Regions from separate parts of the Homo sapiens genome. Here regions 1, 2, 4, 5 and 6 are each linked to region 3. A link is a loop called in an ENCODE intact Hi-C map of the cell type or tissue named here. Cell type or tissue: dorsolateral prefrontal cortex. All regions are shown on one strand. Links, peaks and the distances in the headings refer to the core of each region. The heading gives the core; the rest is flanking DNA.

Region 1 (5,030 bases), core at 421-4,420, 54 kb after region 3:
TCGCCCCCTTTGCCTCTGGAGTGTGGCCTTCTGCCCTCCCCTGCTGGGGTCCTGCAGGTTCCAGGCCCAGAAGATCTCTCCTGTTCAGATCATGTCGCCGATCACAGCTTCCTCTGCAGGTACCCAGGTGCCCTGTGCCTGGCTTTTCTCCCAGGTGGGATGCCAGGTCTGCTAAGGAGGGCATAGACGGGTTTGCTCCCTGTGCAGCCCCAGGGGCCTTCGCCACCCCCTCCAGGAGAGGCGATGCTTGGACCTGGTGAGCTCCCAGATGTGCTGTTGAGCTGGACGAGCTTGGAGAAGCAGAGCTGCCATGCTCTGTGTCCCTCTGGAGCCAGAGACAGGGCATGGCTGCCCCCGGGAGGATTTTAGGCCCCTTCGTAGGGTGTTTCTCCTTAAGACAAATAGCCACTGCTGCAAACAGCTCCGCGGCCACCAACAGTTATGGGAAGTATCAGACACATCGGCGTGTTTGCCAATCCTTACGTGTGCCAGCCTCCTGCAAGGTGGAAGGTGTCAAGTTAATTAGGAGATGGCACCTGGGGCTGTGGGTGGGGGCTGGGAGCTCAGGCGTGCAGTGTGACCAAGAAGTGCAGAGCCGGGCGCCGTTTCCCTTAGACCTGAGTAAAGAGGAGAGGAGTAAAGAGGAGTGTGAGGGCCACAGCACACTCGCAGCTGCCGGGCAGAGGGGAAGCCCTGGCCCCTCCGCAGGCCCTGCCGGCGGCCTCCTGAAGGAAGGGACCCACCAGACGGGTGCTCTGGGGCCCCAGCGGCTCCCCTCGAGGTGGACTCCACTTCAGCAATGCTTGCTTGAGGGCTGGGCCTGCTGGGGTTCTCTGCTTCAGCCCCATCTAGGCCCTCCCACCCTCAGGGCCTGGCCCTGGGCTGACTCTCCCCTGCTTGCTCAGCTCACACGCCCTCTCCCAGGCCTCCCATCCTCCGGCTCAGGAAGGACAGAGGCGGAACAACCCAGCGGCCCCTCCTCGTCCTGGCCTCGGCACCCCGGGGCTTTGGGAATGAGGCACTGTGGAGCACAGCTGAGCCCGTAGCTCTGCCTCCAGGCCCCCCTCCGGATGCCCCACAGTCCACAGCTCCCTGGGCCCCAACCCTCGCTGCTGCTGGCTTTGCTAAGTCCACCTCCTTCCTGTGTCCCCTGTGCCTAGAAACGGTCTGAAAGGCACATGCATCCTCTTAAGATTGGGGTGGGCACATGTTTTAAATACTGGGGAGTCACAGGTTGGGTCACACTGCATGGTCTCCACTAGAGATGGTTTTGCCCCTCAGGGGACATTTGATGATGTCTGGGGACAGCTGTGGTTGTTCCAACGTGGGATGCATGGGACAGTCCCCAGCACAGAGACCCAACTCTATGTCCACATCACCACTGCAGGAAACCCTGGGATGCTTGGGACGGTCCCTAGCACAGAGTCCCAGCTCTGTGTCCACATCGCCTCTGCAGGAAACCCTGGATCACAGCCCCCTGGATGGGAGAGGGCAGATGCCACCCGGCAACGCCGAGTGTCCTCCCGGCAGAGGAGTGCGGGCACCTGGGAAATTGGAGCTGAGCTGGGGTCACGTGCTTTAAAACCTCTTGGGCTCCAGTGTTGGCTGGGGAGCCCCAGATGTCCAGGGATCCCTGGGTCACCCTGTAAGCTGCATAGAGAGCCAGCCCAGAGAAGCCAATCCCAGCCTGGGAGGAACTGACCTGACTGGGGTCGGGGCGGGGGACGAGCAGGTGGAGTGGGAGGCTGCGAATTCTAGATTCTCTAAATAGGGTGCTCTGCTTGCAGAACGGGGGCGGGGGATGAGCAGGTGGAGTGGGAGGCTGCAAATTCCAGATTCTCTAAATAGGGGGCTCTGCTTGCAGAACGCTGCTGGGCATCTCTGGTTGGAGGCGAGCTCGCTGAATGACGTGTCCCCTGTTTGCCCCAAGTTACTCCCTGACCCTGGCACTGACCAGCACATGATGCCTTGTGGGTGGGGTGGGGAAATTCTGAGAGGGGCAGGCGCCCAGAGCTGGTGACAGGCACAGAGAAAAGGAGGCTTGCTCCACTGCTGCCTCGGCCCTGGCTTTGGGGCGTGCGTGGCCTTTATTCATTGCCTTTGTTGAGTCGTCAGCGGCGTGTGATGACCAGGTGTGCGCTGTTGTGTCCACAACTTTCCAGCCTCGCTCGGGCCCAGGGCAGGTGGCCACGCCTTCTTACTACACAGGTTCACGGGATAATTGGTGGGGCCAGGTGGACCCAGTGAGGCGCTAATGATGGAAGTCTGTGCAGTGAGTGCCGCTTCCAGAACAATGACAGCGTCCACGTCTTCACCGCCCTCCATCAGGGGCCGCCTAGAAGCCACACAGGCTGCAGGGCTGGCTACCGGGGCCCTGAATCACGGGGGCGATGAGCCCCAGGCTCCAGGCGCTGGGGAAGGAAGCTGGGCACTCGGCTGTGGGGCTTTTGTTTCTACCTGAAACCAGCCAGCCAGGCCCCCCGAGGAAAAGCAAAGTGAGCCCAAATCTGCCCCCTATACCCAGATACCCAGTGTCCCAGGGGCACCTGCATGGGGGGAGCCCGGCGTGCGTGCTGGCTCTGGGATGCAAGGCCCAGGGTCACCGAGGACAGGGGAACTCGGCGTGTCCTGCAGCCAGGGGCCGGCGCTCTGGAATGCAGCGTGGAGTCCCTGCAGGAACGTTCTGGAGGGGGTGTGGCTCCCCGCCCTGTCCTTTCTAAGGACGGACCTCCTGGGCCAGGCAGAGGCAGAGCTCCTTCGGCTCACCCACTCGGGACGGTCAGGGGACCGGGGCTGGGATGACCTGCCATCTGCTGGGAGAGGCAGGGGGCCCTTGGTGTGCTCCGGGGTCTTGGCCCCTCTGCCAGGCCAGGCCAGGGTGAAGTGGGCAACCTCAGGCTCCCCTGGCAGGAGCTGCAGCCCACCCAGGTGAGCGGTCCCTGGTGGGCAGCCCCACCCAGCCACATGCCTTCCATGAGGGCCACGCTGGACACACGCCTGCCCGGCCTTTCCAGCAGGGACTGACGTAGACAGGCCTCTGCCTGGAAGGGTTCCCTTGGTGTCCTGGTGCCCCGGCACCGGTGCGGCCCGTGCAGGCGCTGAGTGGCTCGCGTGGATATTCCCTGCCAGGCGGCAGCATCCTCACGACTGCTGTGAGTGTCCCCAGGTCTCCAGCTGTGCAGTGTGAGGGAGCTCTTGGACCAGAGCCCCTGCTGCCTCATTACCCAGATGCACAGCCCCGGCGTCACACCGGCCTCCCGAGCCCCGTGTTAACTGCAGAAGAAATTAGCCAGACTCAGGCGCTGGGAGCAGGTAATTAGTTGCTCTTGCCCGACCACAGCTTCGTGGCTGGATCTCACGTTGAGAGGACTTAGGGGGAAATCTGACGCCCTCCAGGTTTCCTGACATTTGCTAGACATCGCGGAATGTAAAGGGTCTGCGTGGCCGTGTGGGAAGGACAGCAGGGGGCCTAGGGGGCAGCTGGGATGCGGCCTGGTCTAAAGGCAACTTCTCAGCTCCTGGCTGTGAACGGGCGATGGGACCCCTGAGCCCCAGCCCCTGTAAAATGCAGACATGCGTGCCCACCTCCCAGGCAGTACGGGTGGCAGGGGTCCAGCCAGACACACGGCTCGGTACAGGGCCTGCAATCCTGTGTTCCTTCATCACGTTGTCACTGAGTGTCATGTGAAAACCAGGAATCCACATTCTCCAGGGCCTAGGCCGGACGTGGTCTTCCTAAAGGTCATCTCCTACCTGGGAGTTGGGAGCGGCTGGGGTGCAGGTGTTTCCTGTGGGCCCAGGGAGACCCCACACATGCAGCTTCCCGGCCACCGTCCTCAACCCTTACCGCCACGGGCCCTGCCTGCCTCCCACCTACCATGGGCCTGCCTGGTGTGGGTTGAGGCTTTTCTGATCCAGTCCAGAGATGGACGGGTGTTAATCCCGCGGGGTGATTTTACACAGTGAGAAACCCAGTCCAGAGGCAGATGGGTGTTAATCCCACAGGGCAGTCTTATAGAGTAAGAAACCAAGGCCACTGTCCTTGCTTTGCCCCGACCCCTTTGGTGCCAAGTTTTGGGGTGGGGTCCAGAGTTACACCCTGAGGTCCACCCTGAAGCCCACTGCGCTGCTGCCTGGCCAGGCTGGGACCTGGATCTCTGAGCTCGGTGCCTGCCACCCTTGCGGGGATACTAGGGTGAAACAAGACGCACAGAACGTGCCGGGCCCTGGAGAGGCTGTGAGCACCCTGGGTGTTGAAGGGTCCCCTTGGCTGGGGAAGCCCCCTCTGGAGGCCGTTCTCTGTGTTGGGCATTGAAGGGCCCTGGCCCTGGGAGGTTTTTCAGTCATGGATGCCTTGGGACCTGGCTGCGGAGGCCCTGACCCCTCCTGACGGGGAGCAGCAGAGGCTGGAGGCCTCCTCGTCATCCCTGCAGAGAGAATTGAAGGCTCCAGGGCGGAGTCTCTGCAGCCCCAGGCGGAGGCTGGGCTGGAGTGAGGTCACTGCTTGGCCTGCAGAGTTGGTGGCAGGCATAGACTACAACACTAGAGACCCCATGGGCCTGCAGCATCCTCAGTTCCACTAGACGGCTGCAGGCGTGCACTTCCTGGGGCTGAGAATGGTGCTCACAGCCGTCCTCAGTCCTGGCCCCTGGCGCCCTGTGGGACAGGAGTTTGGCGAGGATGAGTGAGGGTGGGGCCAGGCCCCATGGAGGCAATTCCCAGGGGCTCCCAGGGGCTGGACCACAGGGTCTCCCAGCAGCCCGAAGAGCCAGGCCGCCCCCACTGGGCAGCAAGGAGGAGGCTGGGCCTCCTGGAGGACTCCAGAGCCGACCTGAACCCCACGACCTTTGCGGGGAATGAACCAGTGAAGGGATGAGGAGGGCACGAATGTCATCTGCCCACCACGGCAGGGAGAGTGTTCCAGCATGGCTGTGGCCTGGGAGACTGGGCAGGTGGTCGTTGCACAGATATTCCTGAATGTTGGAGAGAGGGGGCCAGCGGGCAGGAGCATGGGTGTGTTTGTGGAATGT
Region 2 (5,030 bases), core at 494-4,493, 470 kb after region 3:
CTGTGTTTCTTTCTGGACCCACAGGGATCCTGCAGCTTTAAAAGGAAATCCCTCCCCTCTCAAACCTCTGAGCCCTCTGACCAGGCAGGGGAACTTGATTACAGCAGAACCTTCTCTGTACCCTCAGGTCACCCTGCTCCTCTCCTGTCCATGGTGCTAGAGTCACTGGAGACCTGGCGGCTCTTCAGGTGGCAAATTAGGCCAAGCGGCCACTGCGGTGCTGAGCGGTCCATCCTCCGGGCGGTGCTGACCAGTCCATCCTCTGGGCGGTGCCCGTCCATCTGCTGAGATCAACTCCCACTGCAGGGCTGTGCTGGTGTCTGGGCCGGGCACTGGCCCCTCACCCCAGCCCTGAGGGTTCACGAGGACTCAGCCTTCCTGGACTGGGTCGCACCTTCTCTTCCTGACCTCAGCTGCCTGCCTCCAGCTCCATGGGCTTTTGAAGACAAGGGACAAGAGATTGCTGACTTCTGGAAGACCAGCTGTTGTTGGCGAGGGAATCAGGCAGACCCTCTTCCTTTTTCTTGTCGAGGATCCAGCCTGAGGGAACCTCCTTCAGCCTCTCTGGCAGGTTGTCCTGCCTCCTGGGTCCCACTGTCAAGAAGAGACGGGTTTGCTTTTGACTCTGACTTCACGCAGCTCATATGGTGCCTTCCACAGCAAGGATTCCTCAGCTCCTCTGGGTCCTTCTCCCCGTCCCCGTGGTCACGGCCACCCTGCCGTCCAGGCAGTTTCCTTAGCAGCTTCCTGGGCCCCCGGCTGTATGAATTCCCTCCAGTGGGCTCTGAAGCCCTTGATCTTTCTTTTCTCAGCATTTATCATGGAGGGTGGAAGTGAACCATCTGCCAACAGTCCTCTGCTCAGGCACAGCACGGGGCCAGGCTGGGCGTGTGATGGTCACGGGCCTGTGTAGTGTCCCTGAATAGGTAGCAAATAAAAGAGTGTTCATTCAAGGTGTGCTGAATGAACGAATACATGAAAAAACGCTTGGGGGTGGGGAGTGAATGGATTTCAAATTCTCAGGCTGCACTTTCCAAATCCGACACAGTCACATTCAGCCGCTTGTCAAGACTGTTTGACAGCCACCCCTTTCCCGCATTCCCGGCCCCCTGAGCAGCCACGGCTGCTGTCACATCTGCCTCTTGATGTTGCTGGGCCTGGAGAGTTACCCATGCACACTGAACATCAAGGTCAGTATTTTTAGACGCAATTCTTTAATTTTTGAAAATGCTCCAAAGAGATTTTAGTGATGGGAACATATTTGACAAATATAAATAAATGTAAGAGCTATAGAAATAAACTTCCCTAAAACCTCTCCGTTCTATTAACCATCTCCTGGAGGCCTGTGCACGTGTTCTGTGGAGAGGATGGGGTACCCCACAGCCCCTGAGGCTTGGGGAGGGAAGCCCTGGGGAGACCAGTGACAGAGTCGATGCAGGAAGTGCCATGTCCCTCCTGGGGCCTAGAGCCTGTACTACGTCATCAGGCTAAGACCTGAGACCGTGCCCTGCCCTGGACTCAGGGTTCCGAGGAGCTGGCAGAGCCCCCAGGGGTGGGGCAGAGCCAGGAGAGCAAGAATCTCCCTGACAGGTGGGAAGCATGTGCCTGTTCACCCCTATGTCCGGCACAATGCTTGGCCCTGCAGGTCAACAGGAAGGTGAGTGCAAGGGCGCTGCCCTCTGTGAGCTCACAAGCCAGAGGTCAAGACCCTCAGACAGTGACATTTTGAGGGGTAACGCTGGGAGGCATTTGCAGAGCCCAGAATTGGGGTTCCCCGTTGGGACCCTGACCCTGGAAGGGGCCTTTGACCTGAGGGCAGAGCTATGAGCAGGTGTGTGGGGCTAGGACAGGAGCCTGCTCCCACAGGGAGACAGCACGCACACATGGCCTGGGCCGGGAGCCTGTGAACCGTCTGGGAGCTGGAAGCGTGGATTCAGAACGCCCAGCCATGGAGATTAGGTGGGGAACAGGGGAGCTACTTAGTGGAGCACGGACCAGGGACACCCAGGAGCCTCAAGTGCTCTGTGCTCCGGGCTTCCTCCAGAGGGCGGTGGGGAGCCACTGATGCATACCCCCTGTAACAGAGCTTGCAGAGGGAGGCTCCTCCTCCTCCCTCCCACCCTGTGGCCTCAGCACCCTCAGAGCATCACCATCTGCCTAGTGGCCGAGGTAAGAAGCCAGGACTGTTCCCAGTGCCTTCCTCTGGGACCCTCCTCTGACACTGTGCCTGCTGGACCTTCCTTTCTTGGCCGACGGCACCCTGGCTGGCATCCCTGCGTCTGTCCTCTCTACGTGGCACTGGCTCACACTCTCGCTCCCTTCACCAAAGCCCCCACCTGCGGCCCTGTCTCTGGCCTTTCCCAAGGCCACAGAGGGATCTGAATCAGTGGGGTCAGACCCAGCCTGGCTTCTCAGCTCCTGGATGGCTTCCCATGCTCTCAGGCTGAGCTCTCAGCTTGGGGGGCTCACTCTCGCCCCAGCCTGACTTTCTCTGTGTGGGCCTTTCTTGTGCTGACTGGCACCCAAATCTCTCTCCAGCTCCTTTATGTTCCCATCGCTGTAGTCCAACACCACCTCCTCCAGGGAGCCCTCCCAGATCCCTCAACCCAAGGTGGACTTTCCCAATAGCCCCTCAGGCCACTCTGCACCCTTCCTGCACAGCTACCATGAGGAACCTAAAACAACAACTTATTCAACGGGCAACAAGTGCTCAGTAAATATTTAAGGAGACAGTGAATGAATGAATATATTTCTACCCCCTCAGCTCTCTGAGTCACACAGTGGACAGTCCATAGGACATGAATAATGTATACATTTTTAATGGAATTAAAGTACACTCCAAGCATTTTTATCCTGAACACTCATGCATACACTTAAATTAAATATTGAAATAACCACATGCACAAAATCTTCTGTGGTCATGGTTCTCATCCTGCATGAATCACTTCTGTCCAGAAGCGGGCATCCCTGTGTAACAGCCTTTGGAGGGCGTGGGAACGGACAGAGTTCATGCTCTACAAACATCTGAAAGTGGCGTTGACTTCCCTGCCTGCCTGAATGAGTGTGCAATGTAGATAAATCCTCTTTTGACTAACAGGTCTATGCTGGCCCATTAGGATCCACAGGAATGAACAGGAATCCCTTCGGGAATTTTTCAAGGCTTACAGGGTATATTTCCCATTGCTTCCGTAAAAATGTAAAGCTGTTCTTTCTGCAGTCTTTTGCCCGAAGCTATCGGTCTTTTGGGGTTTAGCAACCACCCTGAAAACCTGGACACTCATTTGAATTGTTGCATCTTCACCTTGTGAATATTCTGCGCCTCTCCCTGCAGGTTCAGGAGAAGAGGTCCAAAGGCACCACCTCTACTTGATCGCAGTGAAACTTCCCACCACAGCCCCTCCAGGGAGCCACAGCGTTCATTGCTCACTCACAAATAGTACACAGCACACACGAGAAAAGTTAATTTACTGGTTTACCTACTTCTTTTTCTTCTCCCGCTTTGCCCTGTTTGATTCCATTTAAAAATGTTTCTACTTCATCCATCAGTGAGCTCCCTGTGTCGGCTAGAAAGTCTCTTTAGAAGCGTGTTTAGCATCTTTCAATACCGATATCTATTTCAGAGACTCTTTGCTCCTCCAATATCTGCCTTATCTCCTTTACTATTTTTCATTATTTGTCCCAGCTATCTGCCTCATCACTGTCTGCATTTTTAATATCCTCTTTGTCTCCTCCACTTCTGTATATTCTTGTTTGCTCAGTAAGCCTTATTCAATATTTCATTGTATGTGTTAACTGTTAACTCAGCCCTAATTAATCTCACTTTTCAACTTGGTTCAGTTTAAGGTTCTAGACATGTCAATATGAAGGGTGTATCTGGGGGGAGCGAGAAGTTCAGCAGCAAGGGTATTTACAGTGCCACATGCAGTCTCATTTTCTCGCAGAAATCCAAATTGCTTTGCCTTTTCCTTCAGAGAGCATTTTCCTTTGTTTCCGACTTGCCCATTGGGCGCAGCACACCTGTGTGGACACACTGTCGGCACACACGCTGGCCGGTCCTCCACCGAGGGTCAGGAGCACTGAGGAGGCATCTCCCTGGCCACGGGCAGTGCCACAGGAGCTGCACTCAGGCTCCCAACCTTCACAGGTGCGTAAGGTGCACTGGGGCATGCTCAGAGCCCCCTGTCATCTGTCCACGCGGGTGAGGACATGCTGGGTGGTCTGGTGGCTCAGTATGAGGCAGACCACTTGACTGGGATGGTGTCTTCAGGAAATCCTGGAAACAAGACAGAGGTTTGAAAACCTCACTGCAAAGACACAATAAGCTACGTATACATAGTGGTATACATATGCACGCACATACATGCACGTCCACAATCCATGTTCCTATGCACCTGTTCCTGCCCATGCAGGTTCATGCACACATATTCCCTGCAAATGTTTGTCAGGCACCTGCCAGGTGCCTCATGCTGTTCCAGGTGCTGGGATTGAGCCATGAACACCTGATACAGACAATGTCCCTATTCTTACAGATCTCGTATTCTAGGTGTCCCTGTTCTTACAGATCTCATATTCTAGAGACTAGAGATGGAGAGATGGTGACAAATGAGCAAACACATGTATACTACATTAGGAGAATGTGTGAGTCCATTCTCACACTGCTAATAAAGACATACCCGAGACTGGGTAATTTATGGAGGAAAGACGTTTGATTGACTCACAGTTCAGCATGGCTGGAGGGGTCTCAGGAAACTTCCAATCATGGCAGAAGGGGAAGCAAACACATCCTTCTTCATGTGGCGGCAGCGAGGAGAAGTGCCGAGAAAAAGGGGGAAAAGCCCCTTATAAAACCATCAGATCTCACGAGAACTCACTAACACGAGAACCGCAGCATCTGGGTAACCACCCCCATGATTCAATTATCTCCCACGGGGTACCTCGAACAATACGTGGGGATTTATGGGAACTACAATTCAAGATGAGATTTGGGTGGGGACGCCAGCAAACCATATCAGAGGGCTAAGTGCTGAGAA
Region 3 (5,030 bases), core at 431-4,430:
GCAGACAGCATCAAGCTTAGTGGCTGGTCCTGACTCTGCCCTTGACTTTTTAGTTGATGTTAGACCAGTCACCATGCCTCTATAAGCCTCAGTTTCCCCAGATGCATACTGATTGCCTTGATCTATCTGACCTCCAAGAGCCCTTCAGGGCCAGGCCTCTTTCCCTTCCTGGCACGTCAATACTGGTGCAAGGAGGAGACAGCCTTCATGTGAACCACATGCACCGCGGGCACCAGCACTGCCCCCACCCTGCACAGGTCAGGAGAGAGGTTCAGGGTCCCAGGAAGCTTAGGCCCCGATTCCTGCCCACTGCTCTTTTCTGGTCATTTGAAATTGAATTTCAAATTCAATTCAGGCAAAAATACCTTGAGGCCCACCACACTGGTCTTGGTACTGGGCTCTGGGGCGAACCCCTGACGAGGACACCTGTGCCCCCTGCTCTGGGGAGCGGGGTTGGGGAGCAAAAGTGGCCTAAAACAAAGACCCTTTCTTCCTAGAGGCGGGAAGGGAGGCAGTGCAGGGAGGCATCCGTTTGTTTCCTCTGGAACGGAACGTGGGCATTAACAGTGCGCCCACGCTCTTGGGTGCAGGGCAGCTGGCTGGAGGGTGGTACACAGTAGGGGCAGGTGTGAGTGTGTTTGTGTGTGTTTCCAGGCAGATGTGCCGTTTTCAGAAGCCGCGGGACCAGCCTCCTCCGAGCCCTCCCAGCCGCTGGTCGGGCCCGGCTGGGGCGGTACCTGGGCCTGGGGTTTCCCTGTCTCTCCTGGGGCCTTGGGTGCGAGGGAGGCTGGGCGCCACTCGAGGCCCCGCGTCCGGTCTCCCGCGCCAGCAGGGCCGGCTCTGCAGTGAGGCCCCTGCGCACCTAGGTGGAGCCCGACCCGCAGTTTTCGGCTGGGCCGGCCCCACCTGACCCGCCGGCGCGCCAGGCGGGGGCGCTGCAGGGCGGGGTCCCCGGGGTCCCTCGCGGCCCAGTGCGCATCCGCGGCTCCGCGGCCGGGAGGAGCGCAGACGGCGGCGGGCGCGGGCCGGAGTCCGAGGCTGCGCGGGCCCGGCCACCTGGGCCGGCAGCGACTGCGCCGCGCTCCCCCTCCCGCCGCCTCCCCCGAGGAGCCGGCGCCGAGCCGAGCGGGCGGGCGCGCGCCTCCAGGCCGGAGCAGCGGCGTCCCGCGGGCGGCGAGGCGCGCAGCGTCGCCGGCCCCACCTGTAGGCGCGGCAGCCACCGGCACCGGCACCGACACCGGCAGCGGCGGCCCAGCGTGGGCAGCCCAGGGGCGCGGTGGGCCCGGACCTAGTCCCGGCCGCGGCGGCGGAGGCGCGGGCTGCTGGGAGCGCAGAGGCCGGCACCGTCCGGTGGGGACCGGCCCGCCAGCCCCGGGCCGCGCAAGTTCGATCGCCGCGGGCTCGGCCGGGCCGCGCGGACCCCGGCGGCGGCGATGGTGCGGCAGCCCCGCGCCCGGCGCGCAGCCCCGGCCCCGAGCCTGGCCCGCCGCGGCGGCGGTGGCGGCGGCGGCGCGGCGGCCCCCTGAGCCCCGGGCCGGAGCGAGCGCGGGCGGCGGAGGAGGCGGCGGCGGCGGAGGAAGAGGAGGAGGAGGAAGGCGACGCCGAGCAGCGGGCGGTGGGGGCCGACAGGCGGAGGAGGGGGCCGGGGCCGCGCCGGACCCCCCCCCCCCCCGCGCCGCCCGGCCGTTGCGCAATCCGCGGCCCGCCGTCCGGGCCCTGCTGGCGGTGCGGCTCCGGGGGCGGCGGCGGGGCTGATTCATGGGGCCGCGGCGGCCGCCCCCCGGCGCCCCGCAGCCAGCGATGGTGGCCGAGTGGTCGGAGCGGCGGCCGCCGCGGCCCGAGACTTTCTGCTAACCTCCCCGCCCCCGCCCGCCCCCTCCGCGGCGCCCCCCTCCCCCCGCCCGCTCCCCTCCCCCCTGCCCAGAAAGACACAAATCGCCTCCCGGAGTGGCGCCTCCAGTCGCGGCGGAGCGCGGCGTTGGCGGCGGATGGAGGGCGCGAGCGGGCGGCCGCGGAGGCTGCACCCGGCGGGGCGCTGATGCGGCGCCTGGACCTTCGCTGCGCGACTTCGGGGGCGTCGGCCGAGTTGGGACTCCGCGATGCAGCTCCTGAAGGCGCTCTGGGCACTGGCAGGGGCCGCGCTCTGCTGCTTCCTCGTCCTAGTGATCCACGCGCAGTTCCTCAAAGAAGGTAATTGTCCCCGGGCGCGCGGACCGGTCCTCCGCGCTCTGCCCGGCTCGCGGCGGCTCCGGCGCCCGACCCGGCTTCCAGCACGTTCCGCTGCCGCCGCGCTCGGCTGAGGCTCGTGGAGCGCCACTGCGGGCCCGGAGCGGCCGGCGGCGCGACCCTACCAGGAGCCCGACCCCCCGCGGATCTCGCTGCCCCGCGCCCATCGGGGCTCACCGGCAGGGCGCGGGGTCGGGGCGCGCTGCGTTCTCGGTGCCTCTGGCGCCGCCCCGGATCCCCAGCCCAAGCCGAGGCTGCCGTTCCCATCCCCTGCCCCACTGGGCTCGGTGGCAGCGGCGCCCGCCCGCACGCCGCCGGGCCCTCGGTAGATGGCACCAGCGCTCCACGGTGGCCGGCCGGGCTGGGGCGGGAGCGGAGCTGGGACCCGCCAGGGTGGGCGCCGGGCTGGGACCCGCGGACGTCGGGAAACCGGCCTGCGCACCTGTTCCCCAGGGCCCAAGCCGCCTTCCAGAGACCCATAGGTTTGGGAAGCAGGGGCTTGGTCACCGGGGTGCGCAGGTCCCCGCGCCAAGTTCTGCCCCTGCTCTCTTGGTCTTTGCTGGACTGCAGGGCAGTCTGGGACTATTGAGGCGCCCAGGATAACGGTTGGACCCTCGTGGCTGGAGAGGCCCTTTGTACTGGGAAGCATCTTACTGGGGGTTGGGGGCAGGGCCACACCTCCCCTGATGGGCGGTCGGTCGGCTCCAGGCACCCCAGACACACTCCTGGAAACTTCCTGGTTTCAGGGCCAGGCTCCCTTTGCAGGGCTCCCGGTGCACCCCGGGATCAGCCTGGCCTGTCATATCAGACTGGGGGCAACTGAGGCGTTGGCCTCCCCCCGGGCACCCCTGCTCATGGTTACTAGTGCTCTGGCACACAGGCTGGGCCAGCTCCGCCTGGTGCTCCCCTTGGTCCGCTGGGAAGGCTGAGCACCGGAGGGCGCCTGTGTGGCTGGTAAGGCGCTGGGTTCTCATTAGTTCTGGGTTCCTGCAGAGGAAGGGCTTGCAACATTCAGCTGCTTTCCTGACTAATTAATGAGCCGCCGGAGGCCTGGGGAAGCAGGTAGGTGCAGGAGCCCGGCCCGAGACCCTGTGACCTCCACGGGCCTGGTGTCCACTTCCCTCCCTTGCTTTTGGATGTGGGCACCTAGTACAGAGGAGGGCCAGGTCTGAAGGGAGAGTAGGCTACCCCAGGACTCTGCTGCGGGCTTGGCCTGCCAGCCCGGGCTTGCGGGGACCCTTCCCCAGGTGGGAGGCCCAACTTCTTCCTGCTGCCTTGCTGACCCACTTCAGGAGTGGGTGGTTCTGCCATAGGGCAGTAGCACTTGGGGCTGGGGAGGCCATCCTTCCTGCTGAGGAGTCATTGGGTCCAGGCAAGCCCGCGAGGGCTGTCCTCTGCTGGTGTCGCGTGTCAGGACTGTGGGAGCCACCCCTGGTGCATTCCAGGTACCTGGCAAAGGGGTCCCTGCTCTGCTGGGCCTGTTTGTGTTCGCGCTGCAAGTTCTCTGCCTCTCTGGCTGATCTCGAAGTCTCTGGGGGATTGGCTTGCGGAAAGGGCGTGTATGTGAAAATTTCAGTGTTTCTCTGAGGTCCAGGTGCCCAGCTGCATCCTGACACTCTGTGATGAAGTGAAGTTCCACTGACTTTGAAGCTGTGAGTTAGTAACGGGAGAAGCTCCTGGCCATGTGGCCGGCCTGTGACAAGGGCTTCCTTTCTGCCTCGCCCTGCGGCGCTGCCCCAGTGCAGGTGCCTCCGGGGGCTCTGCTGTCCCCCTGAGGCTCCAGGTCTAAAGGACTCTGTTTTTTGGCCAAGAAGAAAGAGTTTCTGTCTCCCAGATGGGAGGGTCTAGGTGTGGAGCAGGCCTCGCTTAGTGGAGTACTTTTTGTGGATTTAGCCCTTCACAGAGATCTCCATGTTTACCTTGAAGCAGACACACGTGTGTCGGTGTTGTGGAAGACGGCGCAGTCATAGGAAGGTGGGATGAGGATGGGGTCAGCTGTACGCTGAGGGCACAGGTACCTTTGGAGGAGCGATTGCGGGTCCCAGTGTTTGCGCAGCCCTCCAGGACTCCTGAAGTCCTGTCTCCCTGTCCGGAAGCGGTGGCCTTCACCACCCTGGGTTGAGCCCTGCTGCCTGTCTGTCTGGAAGGTCAGGACTTGGGCAGCCTCCCTGTCCTTGCTGAGACGGCCTTTTGGCCCCTTGGCATCAGGAGCCCCAGGGGAGGCCTGGGGGACCAGCAGTGAGAGGTGCAGGGAGGGGGGTGGCCGACTCTGGTTCCTGGCTGATGGGCTCGGCCTGGGGCCACTCTCCTCCCAGCAGCCGCTGTCCAGCAGGAGGGAGGGAACAAGGCAGGCGGGTGGACAATTGTGACTTGTTGTCTGGGCCTGAGTGGGAAAGAGCTGTTTAAATAGCCATTTTCATGAATCTGTTTTCTTCAGGGGTGAAGAATGGGGGACCCAGGGAGCCGTTTTTCCACACTTCTCCTTTTGTGTGGAGATAGAGGCCACCCCGTGGCTAATCCGTCCCCCCCTGGCCACTCTGGTCTTCCAGTGTTTGTGGAGATGAATAGGGCTGTGAACCGAGAGAGAGGCAAATTGCGGTCCATAATTGCAGCCTCGGTATGTCCCAGCTTTGTGAGAACAGGTCCTGCCCACCGCACCAGGCCTGGCTGGGCAGCCACAGGCCCAGGAAGAAAGCAGGGCCGCAGCGTGGGGTCCGGCACTGGGGCCTGGGCAGCTGCTCTTCTTGCCTTGTCATCCTTAGGACACGCTGACCCTCCTCTGGGAGGGGAGAGCCGTCCTTTCT
Region 4 (5,030 bases), core at 547-4,546, 350 kb after region 3:
GGCTGCCATTCAGAGCACGGTGGGGCCCGCGACAGGAGCCTCCACCACAGATGCAAGGACAATGGCCTGGGTTTCCATGGCTTCAGGACCAGCTGCCCTCGTCCGACCAAGGCGGCAGGAATCTCCCAGCTGCAGGTCAGCGGCTTCCCTGGTCCAAAGACTCATCTCTAAAGCGGCGGTTCACGCGAGCTGCAGAGTGGCTGGGGCATGTAGAGGCCTGTTCATCCCTTCATGAGCCTGGCAGCTGCTTTTTTTTTTTTTTTGAGATGGAGTCTCACTCTGTTGCCAGGCTGGAGTGCAGTGGCATGATCTCGGCTCACTGCAACCTCCGACTCCCTGGTTCAAGTGATTCTCCTGCCTCAGCCTCCCAGGTGGCTGCGATTACAGGCACGCACCACCCCGGCCAGCTAATTTTTGAGAAATACGTTATCTTAACACAGTGGAATTTAAGTCACCATAAACCTCCTTTTCAAGATGGATCAGGTTTCAGAAGTGTCCTGCGTCCTGGAGCCAGGTCCTGCCCCCTGACCCTGCTCATGCGAGGTCCTGACAGACCCTGGACATCGAGTGCCCCTGGCTCACAGATTCGGGGGACACACAAGTGGTTTCACTCCAGGCAGCGATATGGGTCCTCACACTTGAGGTCGGTGAGTTTCTGTAATGAAGCCCCTTTGGATGCAGGGCAGGCTGGACATCGAGGCCCTCCAGGCTCGGGCACCTTCCCACAGAGGAAGCACCTCTCTGGCCACGGGGCACTGGGGCCACACGATTGCCCTCTATTGCCGTTCATAGGGCCTGCCCTCTCTCACCCCTAGGAAATGTGCTCCTCCTGGTTAGGAACGGCTCTGGTAGCTCTCCACCCCCCCGGGGCAAGCCACCTCCTGGCTTGGTTACACTCCTGCTTGCTTCTGGTCCCCTCGGAGGGGCAGGGACCCAGGGTCTCTGGTGCTGTGCTGGCACAGTGACAGCCAGGCACACAGCAGGCACTCACTCTGTGAACAGGTGGTCAGGGGGTCACAGGGACACGCACAGCCTGAGGTTCTGGGGCAGGGTCTGCGCTCAGCTCCGGAGCTCCTCATCCAAGGAGGGGCAAGGGCAGGCTGGGTGCCTGGGCCCAGGGGCACTTGGGACCCATCTCAGTGGAGAGGCACTGAGGTTGAGGAGTTTCCTAAGAGAGAACTGGGTTGTGTATTTGTGTGTGTGTCCAGGAGAAAGAGAGAGAGACAGAGAGGGTTCCACTAAAACTCTCTGCTCTGAAGGGCTGCCCTGTGGAAGGAAGAGTGCAGGGGAAGGGGGAGTCCAGAGGAAAACTTGAGAGTGGACTTTTCAAGGAAAAAGATGTCCCGGAAAGAAAGACTTTGCTCTCAGCTCTGCCTGCACATACAACAGTTCTCCGGGAGTGGGAAGTGGGGAGGGTCCCTTCACTGTGGGTAGAAGAGGCAGCAAATCTGAAGCCAGTGCCAGGAGGGGGCATGGGCTGGGGGCCTTCTGAGTACTCCTGGTGGCTACAGTCATGGCGCTGCAGCTGGCCCAGAGCCCTGGGGTGCACGTGGGTGATGACATGGGGCCGGCAGGAAGGAGACATTTATTGACCCACCTGCTGCTTACTGGACATTAAACAAGCGGCTGAAATGTGTCTCATCCCAGATTGGCTGGCTTTACGGCCGTTCTGACACAGAGCAGATGGGGGCGTGTAGACGAGGCCTGCCAGATCCTGGAGGGCTCTGCACTCAGTTTCTTCTCCAAGCCATGCTGCTGGCCGGGGCCTGCTGGTCACCCACCCGTGGGAATGAAGGGGGACCACGGAGCCCCAGCTCGGGACAGGTAGGCTCTTCCAGTGGGCCTGCGAGCCCTCCTACAATCAGTGCCAGAACAAATTCAGGATGAGGACCAGTCTCCTGAACGCAGTGTGGAAGCCACCTCCTATGACTCTCTTTGTGGATTGGCTCGCATTTTATTTTGTAACAAATTCACCATCACTTTGCTCTCCCAAGGTTCTGGGTCACACAGAAATAAAAGAATAAAAGCCCATTTAACATTGTTCATAACAGCCTTTGTGATTAGGAAAATGACAGGCATTCATTCCTGCTCAATCCGCAGCTCCTAAGTCAAATTTCACAAAGGCGTTGTTGATGAATTCTGTGAATGGGGGGCTGGTGTGCCGGCTTTGCTTTCCCCATGATAAATATTCATGTGGAGACCAGAGACAAAGACATTGAGGTTCAAATCCAGGGCACGCTTGTATGCAGCCCTGAACACGCTGGATTCTGCAGAAATGCCCCGTGTGTCATAAGACATGTGAGAGCCACCGCCTCCCCTGGACTCAGTGACGAGGGCTGTGCATCAGGCACCTTGCAGGCAATACTCAGACCTGACTGCCCGCAGCCGTGGGCCTTATTGGAGGCTACAGGTGAGCTTTGAGAAGCTGGGAGAAGAAAAGACCTCTCGGTTGCTATGTGGCAGTCGCTGGGTTGTGGAGAAGGGACGCTGGTCTACAGGATGCTGGGCTCATTGCAGAAGCCCCAAACTTGAAGAATGTCAGATGCACCAGAGTCGACTACAGTCCCCTCCTCACGGGAGCCCCGAAGGAGGAGTTCCAGGTTTAGCTTTGCCATGTAAATAGTTCAGAAGTCATCACTTCCATCCTGCCAACACGAAAAAGGCTGAACAAACTGAAAATCAATGACTTTCCTTGCACCGTCTGAGAATTAAGGAGGCAGGACAAACTGCCTCCCTGCAATCTGGAAAGACAGATGGATGTGCAGAATCACAGCTGAGGCCCGATCACCTGGGCGGAAGCCACTGCAGCCTCACACGAGCGGGAACGCACACACGCTCGTTTTGATGACTTGTGAAGGCCAAGCGTGGATTGGCTGGAGAGAGAGAAACTCCTGGGGACTACAGGTTAAGGGGGACTCCACACTTGTGTGGGATCTACCTCCAGGAACCCCACCAGGTTCCTGTAGTGAAGAGCACAGGAAGCCTTTCTAATGTCTGGGCAGGAGGAGGGCCACAGAGCCTTTCTGAAACCTGCCCAGTGTTCTCCATAACAGATGCCTACTTAGCAGTCAGGAAGGAAAGCACCGAAGCCTGTGCACTTGGGGGCAGGGTGCGGGCTCACTCCAGCTCCCCCTGGGTTCTTGTCTCACTGAAGAGGGGAAGAAAGGTAGGAAACGCTTGTAGAGGACAAGCCAAAGACACAGACCCACTAAGGAAGTGAAACTTAATCATAGGATTATCAAAAGCTTCACCTCCCCGCAATTCACTGCTCCGCTGATGGGGCTTCCAGACATTGGTAGAGGATTACAGCAGAAAAGATGCAAGCTACACCCTCTCACTCTGGAGGTGAAGCCCAGGCAACTGGTAGTGAGAGGACAGACCAAAGCAAAGAATGTTCCCGGAGCCTGCAGCCCCAGCACTCACTGAACATATCTACTAGCCAGATTAGCACAAAACCTCATGCTAAAGACCGACTTACTCCAGTCCCTATTAACAGGTACATCACATATGGCTTTTTTGTTGTTGTTGCTTGTTTTTTTGAGATGGAGTCTCGCTCTGTCACCCAGGCTGGAGTGCAGTGGCGCAATCTCGGCTCACTGCAAGCTCCGCCTCCCGGGTTCACGCCATTCTCCTGCCTCAGCCTCCCGAGTAGCTGGGATTACAGGTGCCCGCCACCACGCCTGGCTAATTTTTTGTATTTTTAGTAGAGATGGGGTTTCACCGTGTTAGCCAGGATGGTCTCGATCTCCTGACCTCGTGATCCGCCCGCCTTGGCCTCCCAAAGTGCTGGGATTACAGGTGTGAGCCACCGCGCCTGGCCACATCTGGCTTTTTTAAAAGTACCAGTTTTATTAGCTAGGGTTCTCCAGCGGAAACAATTATATATACATATATTCCTTTATCCGCAGAAAGGAGTTGGCTCACACAACTCCAAAGCCTGGGAAGTCCTGGCATCGGCCGTCTGAGGCTAGACGCCCAGCAAAGCTGGTGCTGTGGCTCCAAGACCTGGGAACCAGGAGCCCCAATGTCCAAGGGGAGGAGAAGGTGGACGCCCCGGCTCACACAGGCAGACAGAGCAAACACAACCTTCCCCCACTGCTGCGTTCTCATCAGGCTGACAGTGGCTTAGTTGATGCCCACTGTGATGGTTAATTTTATATCAACTTGACTGGGCTAAGAGATGCCCAGGCAGCTGGTAAAATGTGATTTCTGGGTGTGTCTGGGACGGTGTTTCTGGAAGACATTGGCACTTGAATCAGTGAACGGAGTCAAGCAGATGGCCTCCCCAGTCTGGTTGGACCTCATCCAATCCATTGAGGGCTTGAGTAGAATGGAAAGGTGGAGGGAGGGAGTTTGCCCTTTCTCTGCGTAAGCTGGGCCTTTCATCTCCTGCCCTGGGACTTCAGTGTCGCTGGGTCTCAGGCCTCTGGGCTTGGAGTGAAATGACACCTCCAGTTTTCCTGGGCCTCCAGCTTGCACACAGCAGATTGTGGGATATGTCAGCCCTCATAATGGTGTGAGCAAATCTCTCATAATAAATCTCTTTCTATGTATCTATAAATAGACCCTGTTTATTCTGTTTCTCTGGAGAAACATAACTAATACGGATTTGGGTACCAAGAGTGGTTTTAGAGGGTCAGAACGCTGAGGACGGATTTTCTGATTTGGGCTGGGGTTTCTGGAATGGGCTGTCTAATCTGATCAGATGTCAAGACACCGCTGACTCCTGATGCAGTAACAAAGAGAACACTGGCAGAGCGTGGCATGAACAATTTACAGAGACATGCAAAGCATCTGCAGCAGATGCTTACAGAAGTAAGAAGCCAAGGGACTCTGTGCATGATACTTTCAAACACTTGTGGAAAATTAAGATATATAGTCACACTGGCTGGTAGCCCCTACTATTGCTGGCCAACGTCCCCGGAGTGTGAAGCTGGGAAGCCCGCTCAGTCCTTGCTCGGTCTGTGTAAGCAACTGGGGGCCGGGCAAAGTGGACTAAAGCCTAACCTCAATTGGGAAACAGATTCCCA
Region 5 (5,030 bases), core at 664-4,663, 450 kb after region 3:
TAGCACAATTGAAACAGACTCCCGGCGCATTGCTCTGGTGGGGCTCAGGAAGCTCGCAGGAAGCAGAAAGCGTGGCTGCACCGTCACCACGCCACCACGAATCTTGCCTCTTTATGCATGTGAACCAGGTAACGGGTTTCGTGACGTTTTCATACGCCCTGCGGGACCTGCGTTCTGCCCTGTGCTCAGACCGTGGGTCAGAGGCGCCTGCTGGGGCTTTTGCACCGGGACAGCTGGAAGGTGCCCTGGCCACGTCCACCGTGGTGTGCAGTTGCTCTGTGGTCAGGGCAGGGGACTTTCCACTTCTCCTTCCCCGCAAGGCAAGAGCAAAGGGGAGCCCGGGCAGAAGCGGTGCCCTCGGGTGCCCTGGGGTGGGCTCCATGCCAGCATCTCCTGGCCAGACCCTTGCGACCAGTTGGATCAGCCCCTGAGGTCCCATGGCTCTTGCCTGCAGTGCAGGCTCCTTCCGGTGGCCAAGGTGCTTTTCCAGGGAGAGCACCAGGGTGCATGCCCGTGGTGCAGCGTCGGAGCTGGTGGATGAGAGAAACCTGCTGTTATGGGCGGGGCCCCAGGTTGGGGCAGAGCAGGGATGTGTGGAGCCTACTCTGTGGCTGAGGCCCAGGCACTTTAGGAAACTTTCCACGGCGCCAGAGCACGAGCCCAGACCCCAAGGGGACCCACATGGAGCAGAGGAGCTGAAGCTCCTGCGTCCTGGGCTCAGGTGACCACCACATCCAGGTGTGCCTGCGGCCTTCCCAACATCCTGGGGACGCTTTAGTCCTGGCAAGCGGGGCGGTGAGTCACCCTGTGCAGGGTTCAGGGAGGCCCCAATCCCCAAGAGACCGCTCCCTCCCTGGCTGAGCCCTGGCTCTTCCACAGGGGAAGGCATTGGGTTGCACCTCGCTGGAATTCAGCCCTACTCAGCAGGAAGGAGGAGCTCAGGGGTTCCCCAGAGGTAGTGCCGGTGGGGTGCCTCCCTGCTGTTGCTGTGATGTGGGTGACAGACAAGCTGGGAGCTCAGCAGCCCACAGCAGAACACGTGCACCGCTGGGCAACTGGGGGGCAGCCCGGGAGTGGGGAGGGTTGGGCAGCCAATGGGGGCAGTGGGGTAAGCAAGGCTGCTCTTCGCATCCTGTCTGGGCCCGTCTCCCCCAAACCCTGAGGCCAGCTGGTTTCACCTCAGTGCTGAGTGTCTCTCATCCTCCAAGAGCCCAGGCCCAGGACAGGGCAAGAGGAAAATGATGGTCAGACACACGGTTGCAGTCCCCTCACCGTCTGATGGAGACACTCTGGAGTCACACGAAACAAGGGTCCCACGTTTGGCACAGGTGAGGGGTTGGAGCCACACAGGAAAAGGGGGCCTGCCTTTCTGAGGCCGGAACTGCAGAGCAGGACAGACCTCTTGGCAAAGATAAGCAACATCGTCACAAAGACACAGGCCAGCCCTTCCCCTGGGGGATGGATGTGTGGGGAGCCTGGTGGGGCTGAGGCGGGAACGCCCCCGGCTCCCATCCTTCTGGGATAAAGCTCCACCCTGGAAAACAGTGGAGCTCATCTTGGGGGGGGGGACCCATGGGATAAGGACACCTACCTGAGTGGGGCCACTGGAGGCAGGGCCATGGTGCGGGGGAGCTGGGAGGGGATACTTGGGTGGGGACACCTCTAGGGGATACCTGCCTGGGGTGGGTGGGACACCTGGGCAGGGACACCTGAGTGGGGATACCTGGGGCGGAACACCTTCGGGGGGGTACCTGGGGCAGGTGGGAATACCTGGGGAGGACACCTGAGGGGGGTGCCTGGGACGGGACACATGCAGGGACACCTGAGTGGAGCCCCTGGATGGGGTCAGCTGGGTGGGGTCCCTGGGGGGTCACCTGGGCGGGGCCCGCGACAGGGAAGTCTCTGGCAGGGGCTATGTTCCCCCACCCTGGCATTAGCGGCAGGTGCCCGCCCTCTTCCTCCTGACTGGAAAGGGTTCCCTTAATGCTACTTTCACTGTTATTTACATATGTTGTGAAGGATGAGGACTTGATCTGTGTTGCTAAGCGAGGATGGTGTTGCTCTGGCACAGAAGGAAGTCTTCAATAAAAGTGTGACCATAAAGGAAGCGAAGGTTCTTTCTCTAATGTATTCGGAATGCCTGCGCCTGGCACGCAGGCCCGCGGCACTCCTCAGCATCTCGCTGCCTGTCTAGCATCAGTACATGTGTGATATTGATTTTTTTTCCCCAGCAAGTGTAAGAAATACACATTTTATTTACCTTTTAAATTCCCAGCACCCATTGGCTGCTGGTTTACAGGCTGCAAAGTGCTCAGCAGTAGAAGGCTCAGGCAAGTCCAGGGGAGAAGCAACCCCAGATAGCGAGACTGCAGCTTCCCCGCTGCCCCTGCTTGAGCTGCGAACTGAAGACCAGCCAGGCAGCTGCTGCCCGCTCCCATCTGACTGAGGAGCCAACTGCAGCTCGGTTGGGGGTTCTCTGAGGGCAGCAAGGACTGGGGCAGCTCTTCTCCTGGGTGGTGATTTCTGGTGGTGGTTCTTGGGAAGCACACTGGATGCCCTGTATCTGTTTTCACAGCTAAGAAGACTCTCATGTCACTGAAGTTTCCTGGGAAGCCACCCCATGGGGCACATCCTCCTGACTGCAGGTTTGCCTCTTGCAGGAGCAGCTCAGCCTGCCTGAAGGGGAGGACTCTGTGAGGTCCACAGGGCACCTCATGCACCCACCTCATCTCCAGGGCAAATGTCTGCTGAGTGCCCCAGCAGTGGCGTGCTTCCACCCCCTAGAGGTCGACCTGGCTTGCCAGTGGCTTGCGGGGCTGGAGACAAGGGCAGATGGTTCTGGGCACCAGCCCAGACGTCTCCTGCACACAGACATGAGTTGCAGACATTTGGGTCTGAGCCCCCAGGCTCTATGGGCCCTGCCTGTGAATGTCAATCAAATGTCCTGCCTCAAAGCTCTCCCCATTTTGAGAGACATCAAACAATGTGAAATGTAACACGCAAACACTTCAAAACCAAATCAGAGTAAGACAGCACTGCTCTCATTCTCTGCACTGCTCTTTAGGCGACAGACACTCTGCCATCTGCCTCCCTCTCTCCTCCTCCCTTCCCCACTTCCCCAGGGCCTGGAAAGCCACCCTGTGCTGCTTGCTTCCACTCCTCGGCAGCCCTCACAGCCTGGTCTCTGCATCCACCTTGCCAGTAAAACTCTCCAGCCACTGGCCATCCTGGGCGACAGAGAGCCAAGCTCCGGGCCCCGTCTCCCATCCCCTGCATCCCCTGACCTCACTGGCTGCTGGACACCATCTCGTCGTCTCACTGCACTCTTGCCCCCTTGCTTCCTCAGGACTGCTCCTCCCTCCTCACTGCCCCTTCACTGTCCTGCCGGGTGTCTCCTCTTCCTCTGCCCTGGCACTCCAGTGGCCAATGTCCTGGAACAGTGGCCGCACATCTGCGCCTCCCCCATCCATCCAGGGCTCCCCTCGCCTCCTCTGCACTGTGTGTTTGGTGGAAGACACAGACCACAAAGGCAAGATGGCTCCGAGGGTGACGAGAGCATGCGTATTGACCACGGTCCTGCTGCAGCCACCAGTGCACACCCTCCTCTAACATGCAGAGCAATCCCACGTAAGAGGGTTATCACCGATCCCGTGTTCTAGATGAAGAACCAGAGACGCAGAGATGTCATCCTGACAGCCACTGATAGTGACTGAGCACCTGCTGCCGCTGGCCCTGTTCACGTGGTTTCCACTTCTACTATTTAAACCTCCTGGTCACCCTATAAGACAGGTCCTCTACTGTTTTACAGAAGCAGAAATGAATCAATAACTTTCCTATTGCCCCAGCTGCTAGAACCCTTGATGGGTCATGGAGCCCAGAGTCAAACCCAGTGCTGTGCCACGGTCTCCTTCCCCTCAATTCATGGAGGTACAGAAGGAAGGAGGGAGGAAGGGGAGGGAAGGGATGGAGGCCTTTGTGCTCTGCACACCAGCTGAGCAGGAGAAGGAGCAGGAGGGGTGTGTCTACACTCGCCCTACCTCACGTGTCCTCACCCTGCTGCCCACCCTCACCCTACCTCACATATCCCCACCCTGCCGCCCACCTCTCATGTCCTCACCCTGCCTGGAGGAGTCCAGAGGGGCAGAGTTGGCAGAGCCAGAGTGGACAAGGCCGTGCTGTCAGGGAAGCAAATTTCTGGAAAGCGGCAGCAGCTCCCCCGGTCAGTGCTGGGTCTGCTCCTGGCTGGATGGACTCTGTGTCCCAGCACTGTCTGGGTTGGGACCCATCGAGGCAGGGCTTGTGGTGGTCAAAACACTTTTTATGTGCTCAGTGGGAGGCACCATCCTCTGCCCTGGAAGGTGCAGATCTGGAACTTCACAGAGGACAGAGCAGGGGTGAGAAGGGAAGCCTCAAGCCTGTGCGGTGTGGGGTCTCCTCGCAAAACCCTGTGTGACCCGGGCTGTCTGGGGGGCAGGCACCTGGCTCACTGCTTCCTCTTTATAAGACCTTCCATTTTCATGCCTGAGTCCCCCCTGCTAGAATGTAAGCTCCCTGAGGGCACAGGCTTTATGTTTTCAGACATGTTACTCAGTACACACTTGGTCCATAAAGATTGAAGCTCAGCCAGCTGGCAGCTGTGGAGGAACTTGTTTTCTTTCTTTTCTTTTTCTTTCTCTTTCTTCTTCTCCTCCTGCAGCATTAGCTGAGATCCAGGTCATCGGTTTCACGACTGCTCAGAGCTGCACTATCCTATGCAGTGGCCACACATGACATGTGGCTGTTTAAAATCATTGAAATGAAGTGAAATAAAAACTCTGCACCAGCTACACATCAGGTGTTCAGTAACCACACGTGGCTCATGGCTCCTGAGCTGGACGAGGCAGAGACTGTCCAGAGACGCCTGCAGACATCCTCACCGCGGGCTCTTGTGGAGGAAGGAGCAACTTTGAAATGCAAGAATTATGACTAAAGTGTATTTTAAATAGGGATTGCCAGATGACTTCCAAAGAAAGCTGTTGCAATTCTAAATT
Region 6 (5,030 bases), core at 470-4,469, 390 kb after region 3:
CTCAAGGACCTAGGGAAAATAAAGAGCAAAATAAACCCAAAACAAGCAGAAGGAAAGAAATAATCAAGTAAAGAGCAAACATCCATTAAATTGAAAATGGAAAAACATCAGACAAAATCTATAAAACAAAAAGTTGTTTCTTTTAAAAAGTCAATCAATTGATAATGTTCTACTAGAATTGACAAAAAAGGAGTGAAGAAAATATTACTAATATCATAAGTGCAATGAGCATATCACCACAGATCCTGTAGCTTTTAAAAATGTAATTCAGAAATACTACAAACAATTTAATTCTCATACAATGGACAATGTAGAAGACTAAGTTTTAAAAACTTTAAACTACCAGAATTCAATCAGATGAAATAGTCAAACTAGTCCTATAATAATTAAATAAATTGAATTTGTAATAGAAAATCTTCAAAAACAAAATATTCAGGCTTAAACAGTTTCACAGGAGAATTTTACCAAGGACTTGAAAAATTAATGCTAATTTTACACAATATCTTCCAGAAAATAGCCAAAAAGGGTATACTTCCCAAAACAACATGAGGTCAGGATTACCTTCTTACCTTCCCCCTCCAAAAAAGAAAAAAAGAAAAAGAAAACCATGGGGCAACATATCTTATAAACATAGATGTAAAATACTCAACAAAACAGCAAATTGAATTTAAAAACATATAAATATAGTTTTACATTATGACCAAGTATAATTTATTCCGGGTATGAGACATCTGAAAATCAATTGATATAATCCAACATATTAACAAGCTATTGAAAAAGATCACATGATTAAATCAATTGATGCAGTTAAAGCATTTGGCAAAATACAATACCCATTTATAAGAAAAACTCAGCAAGTTAGGAATAGTGAGAGAGATTACTTCTTGATAAAGAGCATGTACAAAAAGCTGATAGCTAGTATTGTATTCAATGACGAAAGATGGGATCTGTTTTCTCTAAGATGGAGAACAAAGCAAAGATGCCCACTCTCACTACTTTTTCTTTTTGAGGTGGAGTCTTGCTCTATTGCCCAGGCTGGAGTGCAGTGGCCCAATCTTGGCTCACTGCAACCTCTGCCTCCCAGGTTTAAGCAACTCTTCTGCCTCAGCCTCCCAAGTATCTGGCACTCTCACCACTTCTATTCAACATAGTATTGAAAGTTCTAACCACTGAAATAAGGCAAGAAAAAAGAAAGAAAACAAATACAGATTGGAAATAAAAGTATATCTACTTACAGATGACACGATTGCCTCTAAATAGAAAATCCCAAGAAATTCTCACATAAATTCCTAGAACTAATGAGTTTGTCAAAGTGGTAGGATACAAGATCAACACAAAAAGTATCTGCAAATCTATATACTAACAAAGAGCATGAGCAAACTGAAATCTAAAAACCACAATGCCATTTGTAATCACTCAAAAGAAAATGAAATATTACACTTTGATATACACCAAACAGGATCTATATGCTGAAAATTCTATAAAGTGCTGATGAAAGTATTCAAAGAAGGCCTAAATAAATGAAGAGATATACTATATGCATGAATTGGAATACTTCCTCTAGTAAATATGTTAATTCCCATGAGCCCCCAATTGATCTTTAGGTTTAATTCAATTTCTATCAAAATTCCATAAAGTGTCTTTTGTACATAGACATTTTCATATAAATTGAAATTCTTCAATTTATATGGAAAGGCTCAGGCCCTAGAATAGCTAAGACAATATTGACAAAGACTAATAGAAGCAATATTGTGGCTTACTATATAGCTTCAGTAAATAAAACTATATCATATTAGCAACATACAGATCAACAGAATAAAAAAGGAGCGAAGAAAGAGACCCATACGAGTATGCTGGGATGATTTTTGACCAAGGCGCAAGAGAAATTCAGTTGAGGTAGGACAGCGTTTCCACCAACGGTTCTTGAGCAAATGCACATCATATGCAAAAATAACAAATCTCCACTTAAAACTCAAACCTTCCAAAATTAACTCAAAATGGATTAGAGGTTTAAGTGTAAATGATCAAAGTATAACTCTTCTAGAAAATTTGAAAAAAAAAAAAAGGTAGAAAATCTTCAGGATCTATATCTAGGCAATTCCTCAGACTCGACATTAAAACGCACTATCTACAAAGAAACAATTGGTAAATTGGACCTCATGAGAATTAAAGTTTTTCCTCCTTGAGAATCTATGTGAAGGAGATGAAAAGATGAGCTATGAACTACAAGCTACATGCAGAAAATATTTGCGAGCTACCTATGTGAAAAAACCCTAGTATCTACAATATATAAGGAACTCTCAAAATCTAACATAAGCAACAGATGATTCCATTAGAAAATGGGCACAAGACATGAACAAAAGTTTCACTGAAAAGCACTTACAAATGGCAAATAAGCATTGATGAAAAGATGTTCAATATCATTAGCCATGAAGGAAATACAAATTACAACCACAGTGAGATATCACTTGACGCCTACCAGAATAGCTCAATTAACAAAGTCCTGACACCACAGGCGGGCGATCGCTCGTGTATGGCTGGCGTGGTGATTTCTTAAACACTAAATATGCAATGACCAAACACTCCAGCAATTAGACCTATAAGCATGTGGCATGTAGAAATGTACACTCAATAGGCATGGCCGCTTTATTTATAACAACCAAACAGTGGGCACAACCCAGGCGCCCTTCAGTGGGGGTAATGATTAAACCAACTGCAGTACATCCATGTCATGAAAAAACACTCAGCAATAAAAAGAAATTGTGTCCACATGGGTTGAGGAATACCTTTTCCCTGCACTCTGGGGCGGGGGGCCCATATAACCGACTTGCCAGTCCAACACAGGTGGTATGGGACCTGGTGTGGAGGGAACCTTTCTAGGTCACAGTCATGAACAGGTCTCAGTTCTGAATGCTGCCAGAACACCTGCAGAGACAGGTATACCCGTGCCTTGACAATGGCCCACCTCACGACTGGCCCCCAGTGGCCACTCTTAGGATGTGTACCCATATGACAGCCTCCTCCAAAGGGCGTGGGTAAACTGCTGGAACCTGACTAAAGTCGTCTGCCTCCTGACTTCCCAGAGGCAACTTGGAGCTGTGTGCATCCCAGAGATGCCCTGTAAGGCAGGCATCCTTCTCTTGTAACCTGATGTGGACTTCCTGCCACCTGGACATTCCCAAAGGGGCCTGCTCCAAACGTGCCCACTGTCTATGGTCCCTTGGTTGATCCACATGGAAAAGGCTCAACTACCTGTAGAAGAGGCTGGTGGCCAGGGCTCGTGGGTGACACACATCCAAACTGCCCGAAGCTCAGCCATAGACTGCACTGTCCTGATCCCCATCCTATCCGTATGGTGTTGGTGTCTAGTTGCACCGCAGTTGCTGAGTATTAGGGTTGGGTGCTTTTGCTAGACCCACCAGTGTAAGGTCCTAGCAGTATCAGCAGGGTCCCCTCATATATGGTGGCTGGCTTAGTAAGTGGTTCCACTGCCATGTCGGCCCCCTCCTCTTGTTCAAAGTGGATGGGTCTGAGCACCTCTCGTAGTGGCAGACAAAGCACTAGTGGACAAGACACCCCTCTGTTGTTGACAAATGTGTGCCATCACTCTAGGGTGTGTGATTGTGCCACCATGAAGGTAAGCTTGGCCAGGAGGCCTCCTGCCCACTCTTTTATGGGTAGGCAGTCTTCACAGTGATGGTAGCTTTCTGGAGACAGCCTCCAATTTGCTGCAGTACCTGATACATGGCCAGTACCTGTTTCTCCAGGATGTGGTCATGGGATTCTGCCCCTATCCATAATTGAGACTGAAACCCTGCAGGTACCATTCGGGTTGGTGGCTTTGATCATAAACCCCAGCTCATCCCCATAACATCTCTAGTGGCTTCTAATACAAAAGGGTGCTATGGCCGTGGGGCCCTGAGTGCCTGGGCTCATCTCACAAACATTCTTGATTTGTCAGGCGCCTCTCAGACCATGTGTGCTCATGCCCATTTTTTTTTTCCTTATTAGGGTGTATAATGGGTAGAGGGTTTGGGCCATGTGAAGAATCAGTATTCTCCAGCAGCCCAGTAAGCCTAGGGAAACCTGGAGTTGCTTTGTTGTCTGGGGAATAGGCCACTGTGCTAGCTTACTGATAAGAGCTCTGGGTCTGTTTTGCACCTTACCCGACCAGGTAACTCTCAGAAGTTTGACGGCTATGCCAGGCCCCTGTATCTTTTTGGGATTGATTTTCCGTCTCCTGTCCTTTAGGCCATCCAAGACGGTTTCTAGGGTAGTCTCCAAATTGGTAAGATACTCTGAGGTTAGCATGTTATCATTTATCTGGTGAAACCAGGAGACTTAGGCAGGCCAAGAGTTTAGACAGGTCCTGTGCAACCAGACGGTGACTGATGGGGCTGTGCAGGTTCCTTGTGGTAGCACCTGGAAGGTCCTCCTGAGTGAAGGCAAACTGGTCCTTTGCATCTTCTGCTAAAGGATACTGGAGGATGCAATAGCCAAGTCAATCACAGCAGGGACACCTCCCAGATTAAAGAGCTCTTGTCCCAGCAGTTGAGGATATTGGGCACAGCTGCATGTAAGGTGGTGTCACCTTGTTCAGCACATGGTAGTCCACATTCATTCTCCAGGAGCCATCTGGCTTCTTTGCAGGCCACACAGGGCTGTTGTGGGGGCTGTGGGAGGCCTATTTGTACTTCATGTAATTCCTGAATTGTTTGGGTAGTTTCAGAGTGTCCCCCAGCAGGAGTATTGTCTCACATTCACTGTCTGCCTGGGCTGGGGCAAGTGTACAGCCACCCATGTGGCCCATCCTCTTTTTGTTCCTTGATTACTTTCTGGACCTGGTCCTTGCTTTCATCCAGCTCACTGAGGTCTGCCAAAGATTCCAGACACATTATAACCCTTCTTAAATTGGAAATGACCCAGACATTCAATGAGTACCTGAAATAATTTTAAGATTTTAAGCTATATAATCAGACAAGAGAAAGAAATAAAGGGCGACCAAATCAGAAAAGGGGAAGTCAAACTGT

Evidence for each region. A loop is a pair of places that touch in the nucleus more often than their neighbours do. Peaks named below come from ENCODE experiments on the same cell type or tissue, not always from the same donor. Only the 100,000 strongest peaks of a DNase experiment are listed, where the experiment ranks them.
Region 1: it touches region 3 in a loop (4-fold over the local background); 5 of 110 quality-filtered maps call a loop at or near these places.
Region 2: a loop joins it to region 3, with 4 times the contacts of the local background. A loop is called at or near these places in 4 of 110 quality-filtered maps.
Region 4: it touches region 3 in a loop (5-fold over the local background); 3 of 110 quality-filtered maps call a loop at or near these places.
Region 5: it touches region 3 in a loop (8-fold over the local background); 7 of 110 quality-filtered maps call a loop at or near these places.
Region 6: a loop joins it to region 3, with 4 times the contacts of the local background. A loop is called at or near these places in 3 of 110 quality-filtered maps.

The regions. Positions count from the first base shown.
Region 1 is chr22:48,628,361-48,633,390 of GRCh38, forward strand. All of the region lies in intron 1 of TAFA5 (TAFA chemokine like family member 5), which reads left to right. Among named protein-coding and RNA genes, the nearest start is that of TAFA5, 140 kb to the left of the region's middle. RefSeq lists enhancers at 218-1,047, 1,048-1,876, 1,877-2,706. In dorsolateral prefrontal cortex, for the core only: no CTCF peak of the experiment used is centred there; DNase peaks (open chromatin) are centred at 1,981, 2,625 and 3,097; H3K4me3 peaks cover 882 bases; H3K27ac peaks cover 4,000 bases.
Region 2 is chr22:49,044,677-49,049,706 of GRCh38, forward strand. It overlaps NHIP (neuronal hypoxia inducible, placenta associated), which reads right to left. Exons shown (of 4, transcript NR_183584.1): 3 at 4,719-4,787; 4 at 1-918. Among named protein-coding and RNA genes, the nearest start is that of NHIP, 5.2 kb to the right of the region's middle. RefSeq lists a silencer at 3,931-4,087. In dorsolateral prefrontal cortex, for the core only: a CTCF peak has its summit at 2,030 (motif pointing right); a DNase peak (open chromatin) is centred at 2,045; H3K27ac peaks cover 874 bases; H3K27me3 peaks cover 1,104 bases.
Region 3 is chr22:48,574,382-48,579,411 of GRCh38, forward strand. All of the region lies in intron 1 of TAFA5 (TAFA chemokine like family member 5), which reads left to right. It overlaps LOC124900480 (a long non-coding RNA gene), which reads left to right and starts at 2,659. Exons shown (of 2, transcript XR_007068144.1): 1 at 2,659-3,288. RefSeq lists an enhancer at 2,765-3,271. In dorsolateral prefrontal cortex, for the core only: CTCF peaks have their summits at 844, 2,555 (motif pointing right) and 2,779; DNase peaks (open chromatin) are centred at 897, 2,550 and 3,133; H3K4me3 peaks cover 2,072 bases; H3K27ac peaks cover 2,784 bases; H3K27me3 peaks cover 489 bases.
Region 4 is chr22:48,919,366-48,924,395 of GRCh38, forward strand. No RefSeq gene overlaps it. Among named protein-coding and RNA genes, the nearest start is that of LINC01310, 55 kb to the left of the region's middle. RefSeq lists an enhancer at 1-490. In dorsolateral prefrontal cortex, for the core only: no CTCF peak of the experiment used is centred there; DNase peaks (open chromatin) are centred at 626, 1,756 and 2,216; H3K4me3 peaks cover 1,291 bases; H3K27ac peaks cover 3,797 bases; H3K27me3 peaks cover 424 bases.
Region 5 is chr22:49,024,171-49,029,200 of GRCh38, forward strand. No RefSeq gene overlaps it. Among named protein-coding and RNA genes, the nearest start is that of NHIP, 26 kb to the right of the region's middle. In dorsolateral prefrontal cortex, for the core only: a CTCF peak has its summit at 2,800 (motif pointing left); a DNase peak (open chromatin) is centred at 2,781; H3K27me3 peaks cover 1,136 bases.
Region 6 is chr22:48,965,470-48,970,499 of GRCh38, forward strand. No RefSeq gene overlaps it. Among named protein-coding and RNA genes, the nearest start is that of NHIP, 84 kb to the right of the region's middle. In dorsolateral prefrontal cortex, for the core only: a CTCF peak has its summit at 2,935 (motif pointing left); a DNase peak (open chromatin) is centred at 2,972.